Linked DNA regions of Homo sapiens: region 1 is linked to region 2. Evidence: chromatin contacts called from ENCODE Hi-C or POLR2A ChIA-PET data. All regions are on one chromosome and are shown on one strand. Each heading gives the region's core, a stretch centred on a gene start or an enhancer-like site at or near the end of the contact. The rest is flanking DNA. Distances are from core to core; before and after follow the strand shown. Region 1 holds the start of NPTN (neuroplastin). Region 2 holds the start of BBS4 (Bardet-Biedl syndrome 4).

Region 1 (2,700 bases), core at 23-2,522, 950 kb after region 2:
TGTTTTCCCAAAGGCCCGACCAATATCATACAGCATTTGCCACATCCCAACTCCTCCCTTCCCTAATTTATCCTCCACACTGCAAACCAACATTACACCCCCGACTTCCTGCATTTTACTCCCTTCCCTTATTTTTCGTCTTCCCCCACCCCCATCTCTATACCCAGGCCTCCTTACTTCTCTAATAAATATTCCCCCACCTCAGTTCCAACCCTTTCCCTCCATCCTCTGCTCATTTTCCTCTCCTTATTTAGAAACTCCTTTTTGCTCTCCCAACCACTACCCTAGAATGCCCAGCACTCCACCCTCTTTAGCAAACCCAGCCCTCTTCCCCCAGCTCATTTGGAGACACTGCTGCTTCTCTCTCCAGGTCCCCTACTGCAGTCAACCCACTCCCTCATCTTCCCACCCACCTTCCCTCTATCCCTAGATCCAAGGTTCCCTGATTCTTTACCCCCTCCTTTGGTCTCTAGTACTCAGCTCACCATTAGTGTTCCTCAGGACTCTCTTCCCCCCAATTTCCCCCTTATTTTTAAGGATGTCACCAGTCCTACGGGGCCTCAGTAGAATCCTGGACGACCCCAGCTCCCGGGGGGCCTGACGGACACCACCATCCCCGTCGCCCGGAACACAAACGCCGGTCTTGTGCCACCCTCCCTAAGAGCTGCGCCCCCTCCTCATCCGCCCCCGCTACTCCAGCTCCCCACGTCGGCTTCCTCCGTGTCCCCTCGCCGACCCGGCACGACGAGCCCCACGACGTGGAGCCTCCGAGTGGGCAACACCTCGGGCTCACCCCGGACGCCCCCGCCGCTCGGATAGGAGCCTCCGGTCCTCACACCCGCGCCTCCTCAAACCCGCAGCCGGTACCTCCTCTCGGACCCGCAGCCCCTCAGACGCCCACTCGGCCCCCTTCCCCGAGCTCCAGCGTCTCCTCAGGCCAGAGCCGGGCCCCCTCCGGCCCCGGCGCCCCTCAACCCCCGCCCGGCCCGCCCCCGGCGCCCCGCTTACCGTTCTGAGCGGCGCCTGGCCCTGGGAGGAGGGAGCCAGAGACCAGCAACAGCGAGAGGGCCAGGGCGCTGGGCAGCGACGAACCCGACATCCTCCCTAGCAGAAGACCCAACAGCGAATGGGCCGGGGCCAGAGCCGGGGCCGGGGAAGGGAGGGGAGGGAGGGAGGGGGCGGGCGAGTGCGCGAGGGAGTGAGCGAGGGAGGCAGCCGCGGCTCGGCTCCGTCCTTCCCCGTCCTCCTCCTGCCGCCGCAGCGCCCAGGCCTCGCGAGACCTTCGCTCCGGGTCGTGGGCGGCTGAGGAGCGACCGCCGCAAGGATCGCGAGAAGAGGCGGCTCCGACGGAGACTCCCGCCCCGCGGACTCGGTGGCCCCGCCCCTGCAGAGGCTGATTGGCCTAGCGCGAGGTAGGTCACGTGCCGAGGGCGCCTCTGGCCATGTGACGGGGCGAGGCGGGACTCCGCTAGCTCTCTGGGCAGTGGGGAGCTGGGAAGTCCTTCAGTTTACTCCTCTGTGGCCCGGGAGCACCCATAAATAAGAGGAAGCTTTGGAACACAGTACATTTCCTCCACCCATCCTGCCTTTCATTTGTTAGCGCTCTTGGCTACAGAGTTTCATACACCGTGCCTCCTTTCCTCCTTCCTCTCTTTGTCCCCGTCCTGCTGTTTCTTCCTTCTGGACTTTGAACATAGACCTCTACTGGTAACTGGCTCCAACCTCCTTCTCTCATCTGCTGTTTTTTCCTTCCAGGAAAAGTGGTGCGCCCCCTGTGCCCCCGTTACCTTGTGCTTTCCTGCCTGGACATCTGCTCCCTTTGCCTGAAATGTCCTCCTTTGCCGCCTCTGCCTACTCCCCCTCCCACCCCACATCTGGGCCTTATTTTAGCTTCATAGACTCTCAGGGCCTGAAGTTCAGCTAGCCTAATTGCATGTTCATTGACACAATTCTACAAGGAAGTCGTGTATGAACTTACATGAAGACTCCTAAGAAGCGTCTTAATGCGGAAAACATTTATTGAGAACGTGCTGTGTGCCAGGCACATAGTGAAACCCACATGAAAAGGTAGTCCCCGTCCTCATGGAGTGCACTGCCTAGGCTAGCAGAGGAGTGAGGAAGGGTCAAATGGCCCCATAGGAAAGGATCTAGCAAAGCACTCTGGAGGGTGATTGGCAGTGTGGTTACTACTGTTTGCATAGAAGTTTGGGAAATGCTCTTTTTAGGGGTATTTTTTGTACTACCCTCAGGGCTTGTGGTTGGCAAAGGAATTTCTATGGCTTAGCTCATCCCTGACTCACAGCAGACGTCCTGGGAGTGTCTGTGGAAACTCTGAGGGGCCAAGTAAACAGTCCTGGTGGCCTGACTTGATTTAAAGAGAGGGTTTGGAGGACCTGGAAGAAGGAGACCCTCGCAATCTCTATCAAGCTAAAGTGGTCTGGAACTTTCAACAGGAACTGAACAGCTGGTGGTTCCAGACCAAAATTTCTAGCAAAGGCCAGGACCACTATGGCATGTTGTTGATTGAAGTGAAAACTATGTCCTTCAAAACCTCAGGTGTGTGAGTGACAAAAAGATTGGCATGTACCTTCATCTGGACAAAGGCCATTCTGCAGACAGCCCAGTAAGGAGGGCTACAGGGCTGCCTGTGGTGGGATCAAGATTTTCAGCTGATGGAAGCTTTGGTTGGATGCAACCATT
Region 2 (2,767 bases), core at 226-2,725:
GCCCACCTCAGCCTCACAAAGTCCTGGGATTACAGGCGTGAGCCACCGAGCCCAGCAAATTTTTGTTTTTTAGACGGAGTCTCCCTCTATCGCCCAGGCTGGAGCACAGAAATGCGATCTCGGCTCACTGCAACCTCTGCCGCTTGGGTTCAAGTGATTCTCCTGACTCAGCCTCCCGAGTAGCTGCGATTACAGGCGGGCACCACCATGCCCGACTAATTTTTTGTATTTTTAGTAGAGACGGGGTTTCACCATGCTGGCCAAGCTGGAAAATTTTATTTTTAATAAATGAAAGGCAGAGTATTTATCTGAAAAAAGTGGGAGACCAACAGTCTCATGGGATTGTTATAAAGATTAAAAGAGAGAGTGTTACTGAAATACTTAGAAGAGCTGTTATTCTATTGCTGTCCTTTCCCCTTGTATTTGGATAGATTACCGTACTTGTTTCTTCTATGTAACTCTAATTGTCAGTGGGGTTCTCCCTCTCTTAGAGGCCTGGAGAAACTTGTCTTAAATGCTTTCCCAGTTAATGAATTGGGAGAGGCAGATTTTATGTCTAAATTACAAGGGCGAGACTTAAAAGTATGAATTGGGGCTAATGTCAGTGCTCAGGTGCAGGGATCCTCCGTTTTGTTCATCACACAGCTCCCGGCACTTTAATAAATGAGGCTCAAAGAAACGACGGGCTTAGGTCATGCAGTAGTCAAATTCAGAACTCATGTTTGATTCCAAAGCCCACACGTTTTCCTAGTTTAGAAACACTAAACATTTAATTCACCGCACCGGGGGCCAGACAGGTAATGGAGAACGCCTTAAGTATGTTAGGAAGGGAAGTTATCTACAGTCGCAGCCGCTATTCAGATCTATTTCACTGCCTTGCAGAAAACGCCGACTGTCGTCTCTTTATCCCATGGCCGATTTCTTGTGAAATCTCCTAACTTTTAAATATTTCCAATCAAAAGACTGCCGTTCAAATGCAGCCCACCAGGAGCATGTTTGCAAACTCTGGAGTAAACAAGAGTGGGAAGCTGATAAGGTGAGTACCTCAGTTCGATAGTGACAGCCAAGAAACGGGGAGTTTTGTACCTAAGGCGAGAAAGAAATTCTCCGCCGAAATCTCCCGGAAGAAGGACTGAATTAAATGCAGATTAGAGTCAGGGCAGGGTAAGGTGGCGGGAGAACTAGGCTGCCATCCCAGGTGGCTGGCCTACCAGCCAGCGCGGCCGGAGGTACAGACCATGTACAGACCACGGCGAGGGGTGTTAGGGGCTTCTCGGGATAAAGGCAGCGAGTGGCTGCGCATTCCCTCCCCGACTCTTTCAGAGGTAAGCCTTCTGTGGAGCAGACCCTAATCCTCCCCCTGATTCCTTAGGTCACTCGGCGATTTACTTCCTTCCCCCGCTTCCTCACAGTCCTCCACAGCCCTACGACTTCCGCTTGCCTCGTCGTCTGGGAAACCGCCGACTTCCGGCCGCGCAGCGGTGGGCTGAGCTAAAATGGCTGAGGAGAGAGTCGCGACGGTGAGCGCCGAGATTCTCTTTAGTTGCCCGGCCGCAGGGCAAGGCAAGCTGGCGGGTGGCTTTTGTCCCATGCAGCGGTTCCTGGAGAGAGGCGGAGCTGGGTGCCGAGCGTCTCAGGGTGGGCGGGGCGACACGGTCCCCTTTTTACTGTCCCGGGAACTGGTCGCCTGGGGCAAGTCTGGATACTTAGCAGCACAGGTCCTGTTCTAGGACTGTAGTCCCTCTTGGGGTGCGCTGGACGGAGAAGGGAGACTTTTCACCAGTAATGGCTCTTACCGTAGTGCCATCTTTTTCTGTCTCGGGGGTTTGGAAGGTAATGACTAGCACTTGTGTAGACAGTTCCTGTTAATCCCGTGAATTGGGAATTTAACATGCCTGGAAGCTTGCAGCGTCACTGCCTTCTGCCAGTGGAGCGGGACTGTGTTTTTTCTGTGGTGATTAAGTTTAGGAAAGTACGGTTTTGGAATTCATCTGAAGGCTGAGTTGGGCGTTCACTCCACAGAACTGCTAATATAGAGGAACCCGATGAATTCAGGATGACCTAGTCGCTATTTTTTGAGGCATATATCTATAATTGGATCTAATTTCGGTAAAGTGCCAAGTGTGAAGCTTTGTTTACCTTGCTTTAGTGTTGGGTTTGAAAGCCTGTTCTGTCCATTTGTTAGAATGATTTTAGGTATTCGGAATTTATTGTCTTTCGAAAAACGCCCTGGAAAACAGTACAAATAGCAGCCTTTGGCTGTTTTACAACTTAGTTTTGGCTAAGCAGCAAGGTTAGTGTTATTGTTAGAGGGCCTTTTGTTTGTTTTCTACTCTCATTTGCAGAGTAGTCATATTATTCTAGTCTAATTAGAAAACTCTGAAGACAGAAACTTTTTTTTTTGAGACGGAGTGTCGCTGTTGTCGGCCCGGGCTGGAGTGCAATGGCGCGATCTCGGCTCACTGCAACCTCCGCCTCCCAGGTTCCAGCAATTCTCCTGCCTCAGCCTCCGGATTAGCTGAGAATACAGGCGCCTGCCACCACGCCCGGCCGAAACATTTTTATTAAGCTAAGAAATTTAAAATAGCTAGGCCGGACGCGGTGCATCACGCCTGTAATCCCAGCACTTTGGGAGGCCGAGACGGGTGGATCACTTGAGGTCATGAGTTTGAGACCATCCTGGCCAACATGGTGAAACCCCGTCTCTACTAAAAATACAAAAATTAGCGGGGCATCGTGGCGCTCGCCTGTAATCCCAGGTACCTGG

Evidence for each region. Hi-C counts contacts between places; a loop is a spot of excess contacts on that map. ChIA-PET counts read pairs that join two places held with the same protein, here RNA polymerase II (POLR2A). Pooled maps may share reads with other maps.
Region 1: a loop to region 2 is called in a map of B cell, with 16 times the contacts of the local background. The contact joins the promoter of NPTN here to the promoter of BBS4 in region 2. A Hi-C loop is called at or near these places in 2 of 168 maps with a recorded cell type or tissue (B cell and CD8-positive, alpha-beta T cell), 3 of 37 single-sample maps with no recorded cell type and 12 of 50 pooled maps. POLR2A ChIA-PET finds 5 or more read pairs at or near these places in 1 of 52 experiments (H1).

The regions. Positions count from the first base shown.
Region 1 is chr15:73,632,117-73,634,816 of GRCh38, forward strand. NPTN (neuroplastin) reads right to left here and starts at 1,273. Exons shown (of 9, transcript NM_012428.4): 1 at 1,009-1,273. The coding sequence starts at 1,099. RefSeq lists silencers at 790-1,049, 1,130-1,429.
Region 2 is chr15:72,684,732-72,687,498 of GRCh38, forward strand. It overlaps BBS4 (Bardet-Biedl syndrome 4), which reads left to right and starts at 1,476. Exons shown (of 16, transcript NM_033028.5): 1 at 1,476-1,520. The coding sequence starts at 1,497. It overlaps HIGD2B (HIG1 hypoxia inducible domain family member 2B), which reads right to left and starts at 1,451. Exons shown (of 3, transcript NM_001350932.3): 1 at 1,087-1,451.